Regions from separate parts of the Homo sapiens genome. Here region 2 is linked to region 1. The links are chromatin loops, found by intact Hi-C in ENCODE. Cell type or tissue: sigmoid colon. All regions are shown on one strand.

Evidence for each region. A loop is a pair of places that touch in the nucleus more often than their neighbours do. Peaks named below come from ENCODE experiments on the same cell type or tissue, not always from the same donor. Only the 100,000 strongest peaks of a DNase experiment are listed, where the experiment ranks them.
Region 2: a loop joins it to region 1, with 12 times the contacts of the local background. A loop is called at or near these places in 24 of 110 quality-filtered maps.

The regions. Positions count from the first base shown.
Region 1 is chr6:168,891,738-168,899,737 of GRCh38, reverse strand. No RefSeq gene overlaps it. Among named protein-coding and RNA genes, the nearest start is that of LINC01615, 270 kb to the left of the region's middle. In sigmoid colon, CTCF peaks have their summits at 4,345 and 4,546 (motif pointing left); a DNase peak (open chromatin) is centred at 4,517; H3K4me3 peaks cover 286 bases; H3K27ac peaks cover 1,062 bases.
Region 2 is chr6:169,517,172-169,525,171 of GRCh38, reverse strand. All of the region lies in intron 25 of WDR27 (WD repeat domain 27), which reads left to right. Among named protein-coding and RNA genes, the nearest start is that of LINC02519, 130 kb to the right of the region's middle. In sigmoid colon, a CTCF peak has its summit at 4,842 (motif pointing right); no DNase peak of the experiment used is centred here.

The sequences.
Region 1 (8,000 bases):
GAAGATGACTCTGAAGCCGAGCACCTGTCTCCCTAACCTCTCTATCTGTTCCTTCTATGCTGGCTCAGAAGTGTGTTGCCTTCTACCTGATCTTCACATTCAGATGTTTTTAAGGATTCAGCAAGGCACGCCTTCCCAGAGCATGTTTTGTTTGTTTGTTTGTTTGCTATTTTGAGACGGAGTCTCGCTCTGTCACCAGGCTGGAGTGCAGTGGCGTGATCTTGGCTTACTGCAACCTCCACCTCCCGGGTTCAAGCGATTCTCCTGCCTCAGTCTCCCAAGTAGCTGGGACTACAGGTGCGTGACACCATGCCCAGCTAATTTTTTTTTTCAGTAGAGACAGGGTTTCACCATATTGGTCAGTCTGGTCTTGAACTCCTGACCTTGTGATCTGCCTGCCTCGGCCTCCCAAAGTGCTGGGATTACAGGTGTGAGCCACCGCGCCTGGCCCCCAGAGCGTATTTCTTATGACACAACCCACTGAGCCTGACTGGGTTCTTGAACAGCCAGGAACTTCCATATCTCCACTGCCCTAACCCGAGTCCAAGTCACAAAAACCTGCCGCCCACACAGCCTTAGCTTCTCCCAATGAGCCCCCTGGATTCTTCTTTTGCCCTCTCTTCCCCTCTTTAATCCGCTGGTAATTCAGGTCACAGTTATCTTTTTACCTATGAATTATGTCAGCCACTCCTGACTATGCTGTTTCAACGTCTCCCCATTGCAATGTATAAAACCCAGGCTCGTGGCTTAACTTGGTCTGCAGTACTCTACATGGCACCCTTTCCTGCTTTCACTCCTACCCCTTCCATATCACTGTCGCCTGATTACTAAAATCCATCCACACTGGCTTCGTTCAGTTATTTTGACATGCTGAAAAATTCTTTCTTATCCTAGGGAATTTGGCACAAGGTTCCTTATACCTGGAATGTTCTGGAATGTTTACTTCTTAATTCTTCAGTTCCTTAGTGAACAATTTCTTCTCATCCTTTAAATATTAGCTTAAATATTACTTGCACAGCCAGACATTCTACAAACACACTCTCTAATGAGTTTCTCTATTATTAGGGCAATTGTATCACAGTTTCTTTACTTCATGACGTACAAGTTCTTGTAATTATGAATATACTTGTTTACATGGTTATTATCCAAGCAGTTAATAAATCATTTTGAAGGAATGACTGAGTAAGTGGTACATTTGCCACTATGAGCTAAGCTTAGTCTTCATGACAAAACATAAGAGTTGGTGAATAGCCTGTGGGACTAGAAAATGTGAAAGTGTTTCTTGTAACCAAGTAGCCAGTGTTTGTAGAGAACATGTGAGAAACTTCCCTCTCTATAGATGGGCACAAATGTATTTCAGTTTTAATAGATGTTTAAATATATTAATTGTGTTAAGTCACAAATTGATTATGAAAAGCCTTAATATGAACATTAATACTGATCAAGCCAAAAATTAACCTAAGGAATGAGTAGAGATGATTGGATCAGAAGAGCCTGTCATACGAACAGAGATCACATGATGTCTAAGAAAGAAGAGAGAGGATCTTTTTATTGAAGATACATTGAAAGGGTTTTTGTTTATAATGATGGCTGAAAGGCTCCCATCAGAGCCTATTCACCTTGTTTGAGATAACAGCTATGAGTTTTCTTTTGTAGTTGTTCTTTTGTAGAACTACTACCGTACTCCTAACACACATACACACACACACACAGAGAGAGAGAGAGAGAGAGAGAGAGAGAGAGAGAGAGAGAGAGAGAGAGAGACATATAACAGTTATCTGGAGGAACAGAGAAAAACCATAAGCTGGCAAGTCCTGAGTGAGAGTTAACATTTGAGGAAATAAAGTGGTAAATGTCTTGGGTAGTAGGGTACTCATTAGTTGCCCTCCCCACAAAAGAGAGAGAGAGAGAGAGAGACAGACAGACAGACACACCTGGTTTGTAGTTTGTCAAGTACCATGGTATAAATGGTCCCACCATGTTTAATCAACTTCTGGTTTCAAGCTACAAATGATGGAACAGCCAGCTTGGAAATTGCAGAATGTTCAACAATCACTCTTGCAAATCAATGCAAGCTGGTCCCAGAGCACCCTGGGGTGGTTGTCCCATTTCCGTGGTCTGTATGTAGCATGAAGGGAGGCCAAGTTTACATCATGCTCCAAAGCAGGCAGTTTCTGGGCTGGAATTAGCACTTGGAGGAGAGGAGTTGGCACAGAGTGAATATACCAGCTTCACAGCTTCTACCCCAAGGCCAGGCTCCAGCAGGCCATGTGGGGCAGTGAAACTCCAGTAGGTAACCTGCAGTCTTTCTCATCTGAAGAACACCGCAGGGTAAAATTGGGGGTAACCATAGACACAAAGACATTAAGGAGAAATCTGTGGAGAAAGAGACAGAGAGGGGCATCCACGCATCTTGTATATAAATTCTACCCTAATACCTGATGACCCCTGAACTGTGCATATGCAAGACACACCTCCAGCAGCCCAGCTAGAGATGAAAGGTCTGAATTGAGATTTGACCTGCTGTCCAAAGACAGAGCCTGCAGTTTGCTTCCAGTCAAGTGAGTGTCCGCTCTACCAACAACAGCAATGACACAGCTGAGCACTGTTTGGAGGAATACAACAGAACCCAGAATCTGAACACGTGACCTTCAGTGTCCAGGACAGTGGCAAAACCTTTACAATCTTCAACCGAGGAAACAGAAAAATAGGACCCAATCCCAGAAGAAAAGTGTCAGTGGAGACCGACCTCCATGTTGTAATTAGTACACTATTCCTTTAAAGCAAGTGTTAATAGTATGCTCTGAGACATAAAGAAACATAGATTCATAACAAATTGAAATATGGGATCAGTTTTTTCAAGGGACTTGTTGGAGAGCACAAGAAGCTGGGGAGAGCTTCAGGCTCCTGGGGAGGGAGAAGGACTGGGGGAAGGGACCCGGAGGGCAGCATGGTTCTGCAAAAACTTCAGCCAGGCTGGTGGAGGGTGGTTGAGCCTTGCCTTCAACACCACAGTCCTATTCTGCCAGGAAGGGTTCACTGCGGTGTTCCTGCTCGAATTAATTCCTGGTTGAAAGCAGATGGAGAGGGGAGAGGACTGAGGCTGCCCACAGCCTGTCACTCTTGGAGCCTCGAGGAGGGTGTGGGGGGCAAGGGAAGGCAGGAGCCCAGCTTCGGGGGCCACAGCCACCGTCCCGGCAGGAGACAGGAAGGTCAGTGGAGCAGTGATGGGAAACACCAGGCAATGCGGGGCTCAGGGCCAGTGCAGCTTCCTCTCTAAATGGAATGTGAACATGAGGGATGGGGCGCAAAGCTGATTGGAGAGAAAACCCTGGGGAATGTGTGAAAACACCTGGGTCCTGGCTGTAGAGGAGAGGTTCTAACGCAAGCTGAAGATGGCCTGTTCCTCTGAGAGTCTGAAGGTGGGAGTGGAGGGAAGGGTGCTGTCCTGACGTTGGAAAGTGTAAAAAGAGAGGGTGATGGAGGTGTCCGGTTCCTGCCTTCTTCTCAGGGCAAGAATCAAGTTCCGTGAGTACACAGGAGAAGGAACAAAGTGATTTCTTGTAGTTCTGAATACACACTCGCAGAGGACACAGCACGGCACTGTGGTCGGCCCCTCAGACACTCATTTAGGGAGTAAAGGGATGGGGGAGAAAAAGGGAAAAGGGAGGGTGGGATGGGGAGAGAAAAGAAAGAAGGAAGAGAAGAAAGCAGGAAGGGAGGGAAGGAAGCAGGAAAAAGAGACAGGCCTAGAATTCCAGAGTTTCAGGGAACGGAGAGGGCATCTAATCAAAACTTCATCCTCATTCATCTGAGACGCAGACCTGCACAAGAGACCGCCGAGTCCTGCCACACCGCTGCCGGCAGCAGACCCCAGCACACGTGTGGATGAGCAGAAAGGTGATGGTGGTGACCTCACAACACATTTCTGTTTCTGCTGGTCAGTGCCAGTTATGGAAAAGGCAGAAATCGAAAGGGAAGAATTGTGGACTTTGGACTCCGGCAGATGTAAGGCAGGCCCTAGACAAAGGCCAGCCTGTTTCCTTCTTAGTTGATGGCTTATTTATCCGGGACACACACACACACACACAGATATGCACACACAAGAAAACATGCAAGCGATGCACGTGCACACACATGCACACACATGCATGCACACACATACACACACATATGGATACATACACAGACGCACACACATGCATGCACACATACACAGATGCATACATACATACACACGTATGGATGCACACATACATGCACACACACACAATGTGCACACACATTTTCACTCGTGGAGACAGTGAGTGTCATAACATTCTTTTTGGATGTTAAATACATTTTTGAAAACGTGCACAAAGGGGGTTTTCACAGGGCTTATTACCCTTTTTAAAGTTCATAAGCTGCTGAGATCTGATAATGAAGCCACACACCCCGGAGGCAGACAAACAGGAAGGGAAATAACCGGAAGGGCAACTTTTCACTTCAGGGGACGACGACCAGGCACCGAAAGGCAGGTTTCAAGTGCCCCCTCGTGGCCAAGCCTGGACACTGTGCCAGGACAGAAAAGCAGGCAGCGCTGTTTACAGAATGGGGCAAACGTGGTTTAATTTGTTGTGTTATTAAAATTCATTAGATTGAACCGTCTGGTCTTTAAATGATGAATATTATTTTCTTTAACAAATGCTAAGATTTTAATAAGACCCCATAAGAATAAATAAGGAGAAATAACACAACACTTCACAATATGTAGGTGAATAATTTGCCCAACATGGCAGAATTTTGATTCCAACTTACTCATCTAACCTCATATTTTGCACTGGTAAGTTATTCTGTTTAAATTGAGTTCAAAAGCCTAGTGAGTAAAAGTGACCACATGGTAGTCACAAAGATGAAAACCTATCATATTATGAAATCAAGACAAAATGTTATTAGCTGGTTAAGGGGGATGCAGAGAAAAGAACTAAAATAAAATAGTCTTAGAAGTGAAGACAAGGGTTTCTCCTCAAAAATTTTAGGATCTCAGGACAAATCATGAACATCATAAACCAAAATACTTTGTATTCAAAAGCAATTGTACTTGACAAGAATAATGTCATAAGAAAATAAAAGGAAAAAGGCAAATTTTAGGAAATTGAGGGAAAATGAGAGAAAATGGGGAAAATATTATATATATATATATATATCCAAACACAGAAAACAGAAATATGGATACTTAAGTTTAGACAGGCCAAAGAAAATAGGAGAAAGCCGTTTTAAAAATATTATTGTAGGCCGTGCGCGGTGGCTCACACCTGTAATTCCAGCACTTTGGGAGGCCGAGGCAGGCGAATCGCCTGAGGTCAGGAGCTCAAGACCAGCCTGGACAACATGGTGAAACCCCATCTCTACTAAAAATACAAAAATTAGCTGGGCATGGTGGCAGGTGCCTGTAATCCCAGCTACTCAGGAGGCTGAGGCAGGAGAATGGCTTGAGCTGGGGAGGCGGAGGTTGCAGTGAGCTGAGATTACACCACTGCACTCCAGCCTGGGCAACTGAGCGTGACTCTGTCTCAAAAAAATAAAAATAAAAATAATTATCATAAGAAAGCCAGTTAGAGGCTCAATGCAGCCATATCGCCCACGCCCAGGTCCACGGGTCGCAGATGGAAGAATGAAAAACACACAGTCTACACTCAAGAAGACAGTGCCTGTCCACACACGGCCCAGGAAGCAGAGGTGTCAGAGCTATGAGTCAGGTCCTGCACTTGGAAGGGCTTTGTCTCACATGCCCTTCACACAGGGAGGATGGGGTACGGGATAAAGGGACCGGCTCAGCATCGGAGAAGCCCTGGCCCCACCACTGGCTCAGCATCAGAGGAGCCCTGGCTTTGATGTGTGATGGCTTTTGCTCTGTGACTTTGTCAAAATGACCCCATCTCTGAGAAGGTCTCCAACACACACAAGGCAACCGCAGATGAGCAGGTTCTCGGAAATGAGACTAAAACATAAGATCAATGACCAAGTAAGCCAGTGTGACTTGCTGGGAGAAGTGAGTTCGAGTCCTTAAAGGGAAATGGAGCAAGTGTAATTGCTTAGAATTCTTTTAGGGGAGAAGGAGCAGTGCCAATAACTAAATGCACAAAAGGAAAGTGGATAGAACCTTCCGGACACAGAGGAGGAGAGTTCGCAGCAGAATGTGGGATTTGAATTGTAAACAGCTGTCACTCCCAGGCATTAATGCACTAAAAATCATGAAAAAGGGTATAGCTATAAAACATAAAAAGATAAAAAGTAATTTAGAAACATAAGACAACTATTATAGACATGCATAAAATTAGAACAATTAGAAGACAGGATAAACATGGACTAAAGCCTAAAACATCAGAATCAGAGTTGCCTTTAAGAGTGTGAAAACATAAACGTGAAGAGCTTACCTGTATTTCCTTGATAGTAAACTCACGAATGCACGAAAGGAATAAAGTCACAGGCAACTGGCTCATGTTTTAACATTGAAGGAAATTATGAGTTGGGATGTACATTCCCTGCTGGAGCTCAGCGCCTTCGAGAGAGCTGCACCTTCCTCCGGAGAAACTTTTGGCATTAAGCTCAAATATCAAATGATAACAACAGTGAAGAGTCATGGCTTATATTACCAAGTGCCAGGAGCTGATACATTTGTCCCGACATAGTTATTAATTCAATTAATCTTCACAAAACTCCTATTGCACACGGAGAAACTGAGGCATGAAGACACTCAGGAAGTTACCTGAGGTCATACAGTGAGTGAGGAGAGACCAAGTAGATGAGCTCAGAAAACCTGAGCCCACGTCCCGGGCTGCCCTGCCTCCTGGACGCTGAGCTGTGTCATGTCTTCATTCCCAGATCCAGGTGGAAAACCTGAGCCTGAGTCTCGGGCTGCCCTGCCTCCTAGAAGCTGAGCTGTGTGATGTCTCTTTCTGAGATCCAGGTGGAAAACCTGAGCCTGAGTCTTGGGCTGCCCCGCCTCCTGAACGCTGAGCTGTGTGATGTCTCTTTCCAAGGACCAGGTGGAAAACCTGAGCCTGAGTCTCGGGCTGCCCCACCTCCTGGACGCTGAGCTGTGTGATGTCTTCATTCCCAGATCCAGGTGGAAAACCTGAGCCTGAGTCTCGGGCTGCCCCACCTCCTGGACGCTGAGCTGTGTGATGTCTTCATTCCCAGATCCAGATGGAAAACCTGAGCCTGAGTCTTGGGCTGCCCCGCCTCCTGGATGCTGAGCTGTGTGATGTCTCTTTCCGAGATCCAGGTGGAAAACCTGAGCCTGAGTCTCAGGCTGCCCGGCCTCCTGGATGCTGAGCTGTGTGATGTCTCTTTCCCAGATCCAGGTGGAAAACCTGAGCCTGAGTCTTGGGCTGCCCCACCTCCTGGACATTGAGCTGTGTGATGTCTCTTTCCAAGGTCCAGGTGGAAAACCTGAGCCTGAGTCTCGGGCTGCCCGCCTCCTGGACGCTGAGCTGTGTGATGTCTCTTTCCAAGGTCCAGGTGGAAAACCTGAGCCTGAGTCTCGGGCTGCCCCGCCTCCTAGAGGCTGAGCTGTGTGATGTCTCTTTCCAAGATCCAGGTGGAAAACCTGAGCCTGAGTCTTGGGCTGCCCCCACTCCTGGACACTGAGCTGTGTGATGTCTCTTTCCCAGATCCAGGTGGAAAACTGGGGCCAATGTTCCTGGTTATCCCCCCAGCAGCATGTGTTCCTGGGATAAGGCCTTGCATTCCCACAGAGCTGTGCGGGGGCTCATGCCTAAAATCCCAGCACTGTGGGAGGCCGAGGAAGGATTGCTTGAGCCCAGGAGTTTAAGACCAGCCTAGGCAACATGGCAAGACCCCATCTCTACAAAAAAAAAAAAAAAAAAACAACTAAGCCAGGCGTGGTGCAGGCACATGCAGGCACGTGGTTCCAGCCACTCAGGAGGCTGAGGTGGGAGGATTGCTTTAGCCCAGGAGTTTGAGGCTGCAGTGAGCTGTGATGGCATCACTGCACT
Region 2 (8,000 bases), 630 kb before region 1:
TTTTTTCATATACCTATTAGCTACTTGTATGTCTTCTTTTGAGAAACGTCTATTCAGATTTTTTTTAATTGGATTTAATTTTTTATTTTTACTATCATGCTGCTTCAGCTGCTTATATATTCTGGTTATTAATTCCTTGTCAGATAGATAATGTGCAAGTATTTTCTCCCATCCTCTGGGTTGTCTCTTCACTTAATGTTTCACTTACTGTACAAAAGCTTTCTACCTTGATGTCTTTCCATTTGTCTATTTTTGCTTTGGTTGCCTGTGCTTTTGCGATTTTACACAAAAAAATCTTTGCCCAGACCACAATCCTTGAGCATTTGCCCAATATTTTCTTCCAGTAGTTTCATAGATTCAGGTCTTGGATTTAAGTCTTTAATCCATTTTTATTTGATTTTTGTATATGAGGAGGGATAGGGGTTCAGTTTCATTCTTCTGCATATGGTTATTCAGTTTTCCCAGCACCATTTATTGAAGAGACTGTCCTTTCTCCATTGCAACTTTTTGCTGCCTTTGTCAAAAATGAGTTGGCTGTGAATGTTTGGATTTATATCTGGGTCTCTATTCTGTTTCATTGCTCTATGTGCCTGTTGTTATGCCAGTTCAATGCTGATTTGGTTACTATAAATTTGGAGGATATTTTGAAGTCAGGTGAGTGTGACACCTTCAGCTTTGTTCTTTTTGCTCAGGATTACATTGGCTATTTGGAGTCTTTTGTGGGTCTATATAAATATTAGAAAATTTTTTCTTATTTCTGTGAAGAATTTCACTGGAATTTTAATAGGAATTGCATTGAATCTGTAAGTTACTTTGGGTAGAATTATTTTAACAATATTAATTCTCCCAATCCATGAGCATGGAATATCTTTCCATTTTAAAATGTCCTCTTCGGTTTCTTTCATCATTGTTTTATATTTTTCCTTATTAGATCTTTCACCACATTGGATAAATTGATTCCTAGGCATTTTATATTCTTTGTAGCTATTGTAATGGGATTGCTTTCTTGATTTCTTTTTAAGATTGTTTGCTGTTGGTGTATATAAATACTACTGATTTTTTAAAGTTGATTGTGTATCCTGCAACTTTACTGACTTTATCAGTTCTAAGAGTTTTTTGGTTGAGTTTTTAGGTTTTTCTAAGTACAAGATCATGTCATTTGTGAATGAAGCTAATTAGACTTCTTCCCTACCTATTATGTCTATTAATTCTTTCTCTTACCTAATTGCTCTGGCCAGGGCTTCCAGGACTATGTGGAAAAAACATGGTAAAAGTAGAGATTCTTGTTTTGTTCCAAATCTTAGAGGAAAGGGTTTCAATTTTTACTTATTCAGTACAGTGTTAGCTGTGGTTTTGTCATATATAGCCTTTATTATTTTGACGTATGTTCCTTCTATACCTAGTTTGTTGAGGGTTTTTTTAATCATAAAAGGATGTTTAGTATTATCAAATGATTTTCCAACATCTATTGAAATGATGACATAGTTTTTATCCTTAATTCTGTTGATGTGATGTATCCTGTTTATTAATTTGTATATGTTGGCATCCCCAGGATGAATCCCATGAATCCCACCTGACCACAGTGAATGATCTTTTTAATGGGTTGTTGAATTTGGTTTGCTAGTGTGTTGCTGAGGATTTTCACATCTATATTCATCGTGGATATTAGCCTGTAGTTTTCTTTTTTGTTGTGTCCTTGTCTGGTTTTGATATCAGAGTAATGCTGGCCTCATAGGATGAGTTTAGAAGTATTATCTCCTCTTCAATTTTATTTAAAAGTTTGAGTGAAATTGGTATAAGTTCTTAATTTAGTGTTTGATAGAATTCAGCAGTGAAGTCAACAGATTGTGGGCTTTTCTTTAATGGAATACTTTTTATTACAGCTTTGATCTCATTACTCATTACTGGTTTATTGAAGTTTTCTATTTCTTCATGGTTCAGTCTTGATAAATTGCATGTGTCCAGAAATTTATCCGTTTCTTCTAGATTTTTCAATTTGTTGGCATATCATTGTTCATAATAGTCTCTAATGAGTCTTTGTATTTCTGTGGTCCCAGTTGTTATGTTTTCTTTTGTGTTTCTGATACTGTTTATTTGGATTCTCTCTCTATTTTTCTTAGTCTAGCCAAATGTTTGTCAGTAAAACCAACTTTTCATTTTGTTGATTTTCTTTATTGCTTTTTAAATCTCATTCATTTATTTTTCCTCTGATCTTTATTATTTTCCTTCTACTAATTTTGGGTTTGGTTTATTCTTTCTTTCCTCTTTCTTTGAGGAACATTGTTAGGTGGTTTATTTGAAGCCTTTCTACTTTTTTGAATTATGAAGAAAGTTTATTCCTATAAACTTCCCTCTTAGTACTATTTTTGCTATATCCATAGATTTTGGTATATTACATTTTATTTTTTTAAGATATTTTTAAATTTTCTTCTTAATTTATTCATTGATCCATTGGTCATTTAGAGGCATGTTGTTTGATTTTCATGTGTTTGTGTATTTTCCAAGGTTTCTCTTGTTATTGATATCTAGTTTTATTTCATTGTGGTCAAAAAAGATACTTGATATGATTTCTAATTTTTGAATTTGTTGATACTTGTTTTGTGTTCTATGATATGATCTGTTCTGTAGAATGTTCCATGTGCTGATGAAAGGAGTATGTATTCTGCAGCAACTGCGTGAAATGTTCTGTAAATGACATTTAGGCCTATTTGGTCAAGGGTGTAGCTTAACTCCAATATTTGTTGATTTTCTGTATGGATGATCTGTTCATTACTGAAAATGGGGTATTGAAGTTCCCTGTTATTATTACATTACAATCTATCTCTCCCTTTAGATTTATTAATGTTTATATACTTGGGAGCTATGGTGTTGGGTGCGTAGATATTTATGATTTTATATCTTCTTGCTGAATTGACCCCTTTATCATTATATAGTGTTTTTGTCTCTTTTTACAGTCTTTGATTTGTAGTCTATTATCTGATATAAGTATAGCTACTCTTGACCTTTTTTGGTTGCTAGTTATATGGAATATCTTTTTCCACCCCTTCACTTTCAGTCTGTGTGTCTTTATAGAGGAAGTGAATTTCCTGTGGGCAGCATATAGTTGGGTCATGTTTCTTTATTCATTCAGCCACTCTATGCCTTTTAATTGGAGAATTTAGTCCATTTACATTCAGTGTTATTGTTGATAAGTGAAGACTTACAATGGCCATTTTTTGCTTGTTTTCTGGTTGTTTTGTAACCCCTCTCTTTGCTTGTTTTCTGGTTGTTTTGTAACCCCTCTCTTCTTTTTTTCTTTCTGTCTTCCTTTGTGTTTAAGTGATTTCCTCTGGTAGTATGTTTTAATTTGTTGCTTTTAATTTTTTGTCACTCTTTTATAGGTTTTTGCATTGTGGTTACTATGAGGCTTACAAAACACATAGATATAATAAGTTATTTTAAATAAATGACAACTTAGATCACAAAGAAAAAATAGAAACAAAGAAAAAAATACTCTACATTTTAAGCTCCATCTATTTTGACTTTTAGTAGTCTCAATTTACATATTTTTTACGTTACCTGTTTCTTAAAAGGCCGCTGTAGCTATTATTGTTTTTGAAATATTTGTCTTTTGGGCTTCATACTATTGTTATGAGTGGACTGAACACCACAATTATAGTAGTAGAGCATTTTGGGTTTGTCTAATGCACTAAATTGTATCAGTGGGTTTAATACCTTGAAATGCTTTCTTCTTGCATGTTAAGTGTTTTTTATTTTTTTCTTTAGATTGAAGACCTTTCTTTAGCATTTCTTATAGACAGGTCTCCTGGTGGTGAATTATCTCAGCTTTTGTTTATCTGGGAAAGACCTTGTCTCTTCTTCATATTCGAAAGATAGCTTTATGGAGACAATATTCTTGGATATAAGTTATTTTTTTTTTCTTTCAGCACTTTGAAAATGTCATCCTACTCACTCCTGGCATGTACAGTTTCCACTGAGAAGTCTGTTGCCAGATGAATCGGATCTCCTTTACATTTTATTTACTTTTCTCTTGCTGCTTTTAGGATTATCTCTCTTTCCTTGAGGTTTAAGAGTTTGATTATTATGTGCCTTTTGGTAGCTTTATTTGAGTGAAATCGGTTTGATGTTCTCTGACCTTCCCTTACCTGGATATTTATCTCTTTCTCAAAGTTTGGCAAGTTTTCTGTTAATATGTCTTTGAATAAGCTTTCTACCTCCTTGTTCTTGTTCAACTTGTTCAACTTGAACACTAATAATTCTTAGATTTTATCTTTTGAGGTAGTTTTCCATGTCTTATAGGCATTCTTCATTGCTTTTCATTTTTTTCCTTTTTTTCTCTTTCTGTATTTCAGGTAACCTGTCTTTGAACTCACTGATTCTTTCCTCTGCTTGATCCATTCTACTGTTGAGAGCCTCTCATGATTTTTTTCAGTTCAGCAAATGTATTTCTCAGTTCCAAGATTTTCTCTTTAATCGCTTTGTTAATTTTTTCTGATAAATTTCTGAATTGCTTTTCTGTGTTACCTTGAAGATCACCAAGTTTCCTTAAAACTGCTACTTTGCATTCTTGGTGAGAGAGTTCACATTATCATCATCTTGTGAGAGTCAGTCACTGGTTCCCAGCTTTGTATGTTTGAGGTAGTCATGGTTCCCTGTTTGCTGTTGTTTCGTGTGCATGTACATCTGTGTCTTTGTATTGAAGTATTATTTATTCCAGTATTCTCTATCTGGTTTGTTTTGATTTTTTATCAGATATGTTTACTAAAAAATTCTTTGTAATTTACTTTTCAATTTTCTTTTTGTTAAAAACAATCTGCTATGTTGCTGCCTCCTTTTTGGCACTAGATGGTGCCTTAAGCTCAGGTTTGCCTCAGTTCTAGTAAATAATCAGAGTACCACTTATCCTGAACAGGAGAAATGCCAAAGGGATATTCCAGCAGTGTGGGAAGCTGGCTATGGGTTCATGCCCTGGGGAGTAATGGAATAAACCTCCTACAGTGTGGTGATGCTGAGCAGCCACTCCGATTTGGTATCTCTTTTTGTCAAGCTACAGAGAAAAATTTCTAGGGTGGGATGGTAGTCCCACTTCCCCCTTTTGTCTCTGGCTCTTCATAGGGATATTTTTCTTTTCGGGCACTCCTGATGCTTCCCAGGGGTTTAGGGAGGGAGAGGTCTCCTGTCAAGTAGTTCAAGATGGTGGGGAAGCTGGTCGTCCACCTCAATCTCACTTTTTTGTGTGTGTAGAAACCATGAGTTGGGGGGAGATTTTCCATGTACTTCATGTCAAGAAGATGGGGGAAAACCATCACAGATGAGGAAGTCCAGTTCTCTCACTGTTGTCTCAGAGTTTTTTCACTTCTCTGTGGCCCCAAGAACTATCTCATCTTCATATTTGAGTTCTGAGATGTTGATGGGGATAATATTGGTGTGTATATTTATTTTTGTTTTTGTTGGTTGGGGGGTGATATAGTTTGGATATTCCCACCACCCAAATCTCATGTTGAAATGTAATCCCCCACATTGGAGGGAGGGCCTGGTGGGAGGTGTGTGGGTCATGAGGGCAGATCTCTCATGGCTTGGTGCTCTCCTTACAATAGTGGGTGAGTTCTTATGAGATCTGGTTGTTTAAGTATATGGCACCTTCCCACCCCCCATTCTCTCTTGTACCTGTTCTGCCACATAATGTGCCAGCTCCTGCTTTGCCTTCTGCCATGAATTAAAGCTCCCTGAGTCCTCCTCAGGAGCCAAGAAAATGATAGTGCCATGCTTCCTGTATATCCTGCAGAATTGTGAGCCAATTAAACCTCTTTTCTTAATAAATTGCCAAGTCTCATGTATTTCTTTTTAGCAATACAAGAATGAACTAACACAGAAAATTGGTACTGAAGAGTGGGATATTGCTGTGAAGATATCTGAAAATGTGGAAGGGACTTTGGAACTGGGTAACAGGCAGAGCTTGGAAGAGTTTGGAGAGCTCAGAAGAAAACAGAAAGATAAGGGAAAATCTGGAACTTCTTAGAGACTGGTTAAATGGTTATGACCAAAATGTTGATAGTGCTATGGACAGTGAAGGCTGATGAAGTCTCAGATGGAAATGAGGAACTTATGGAGAACTGGAGCAAAGGTCACCCTTGTTATGCCCTAGCAAAGAAGTTGGCTGCATTCTGTTTGTGCCCTAGGGACTTGTGGAAATTTGAACTTCAGAGTGACAACCTAGGGTATCTGGTAAAGGAAATTTCTAAGCAACAAAGTGTTCAAGATGTGGCCTGGCTGCTTCTAACAGGCTTTGGTCAGATGCGGGAGCAGAGAAATGACTTAAAGTTGGAATTTGTATTGGAACAAGAAACAGAGCATATAAGTTTGGAAAATTTGCAGCCTGGCCATGTGGCAGAGAAAGAAAAAGCATTTTCAGGGGAGGAATTCAAGCAGGTTGCTGAGCAACCACTTCCTAGAGAAACTTGCATAACTAAAAGACAGCCAAGACAATGGGAAAAAGGCCTCAAAGGCATTTCAGAGATCTAAGAGGCAGCCCCTCCTGTCATAGCCCCAGAAGCCTAGGAGAGAAGAATGATTCCATGGGCTAGGCCCAGAGCCCCACTGCCCTGTGCAGTCTTGGAACAGTGCTGCCTGCATCTAGGCCATTCTAGCTCCAGCCACAGCTCAAAGGACCCCAGGTACAGTTTGTGCTGTCACTTAAGAGGGCACAAGCCATAAGCCTTGGTGGCTTCCATGTGGCATTAAGCCTGTAGGAATGCAGAGTGCAAGAGTGAAGGAGGCTTGGCCTAGATTTCAGAAGATATATGAAAAAGGCTGGATGCCAGGCAGAAGCCTGCTGCAGGGGCAGAGTCCCCATGTAGAACCTCTACTAGGGCAGTTCAGAGGGGAAATTCAGGGTTGCTAGACCCACACAGAGTCCCCAAGAGGGCTCTGCTTAGTGGAGCTGTGGGAATGGGGTGCTGCCCTCTAGACCCCAGAATGGTAGATCACTGGCAGCTTGCACCCTGTGCCTAGAAAAGCTGCAGGTACTCAGTTCTAACCTGTGAGAGCAGCCATTGGGTCTGAAGCCTGCAAACCCATAGGGGCAGAACTTCCCAAGGCCTTGGTCACCCACTTCTTGCAGTAGTGTTCCCAGCATGTGGGACATAAAGGAAAAGATGATTATTTTGGAACTTTAAGATTTAATGACTGCCTTGCTGGGTTTCAAAGTTGCAACAAACTTCAAGTAGGATAAACTCTGTTATCTGTACCTAGACACATCATAAGCAATGTGCCAAAAGACAGAGAGACAATTTTTGAAAGCAGCAAGACATAAGTGGTTTATCACATGCAAGCAATCTTGAACAAGATTATCAGTTGATTTCTCATTAGAAACCATGGTGTCTAAAAGGCAATGAGGTCCAATACTGAAAAATAAAAAGTTCAACCAATCATTCTATATCCAGCAAAATGATCCTTCAAAAATGTAGAAGAAATTAAGGCATTCCAATATAAACAAAAATTAAGAGGGTCCATTGTTGCCAGAACTTCCCTATAACCAATGCCATAGGGAGTCTTTTGAGTTGAATAGAAAATAACTCAAACCCACATGAAGAAAGGTAACTAAATAGGTAAATATAAAAGATAGCATAAATGTATTTTTGTTGTAACTTCTTTTAGTTTTTTAATCTTTTATTATACAGGTGCAAAAAGCAATAACTATAAACAATAGTTATAGACTCTCAGTTCCAAAATGATGATGTGGAAGCAGGCTGGCTTCACTCTGTTCCCCCAGTGGTAGGCTGTTCTTGTGTTGCTATAAAGAAATACCTGAGGCTGGGTAATTTATAAAGAAAAGAGGTTTAATTGGCTCATGGTTCCGCAGGCTTTACAGGAAGCATGGTGCTGGTATCTGCTCAGCTTCTGGGGAGGCCTCAGGGAGCTTTAACTCAGGGATGAAGGTGAAGTAGGAGCAGATGTGTCACATGGCAGAGTTGGAGCAAGAGAAAGAGAGTTGGTGGTGG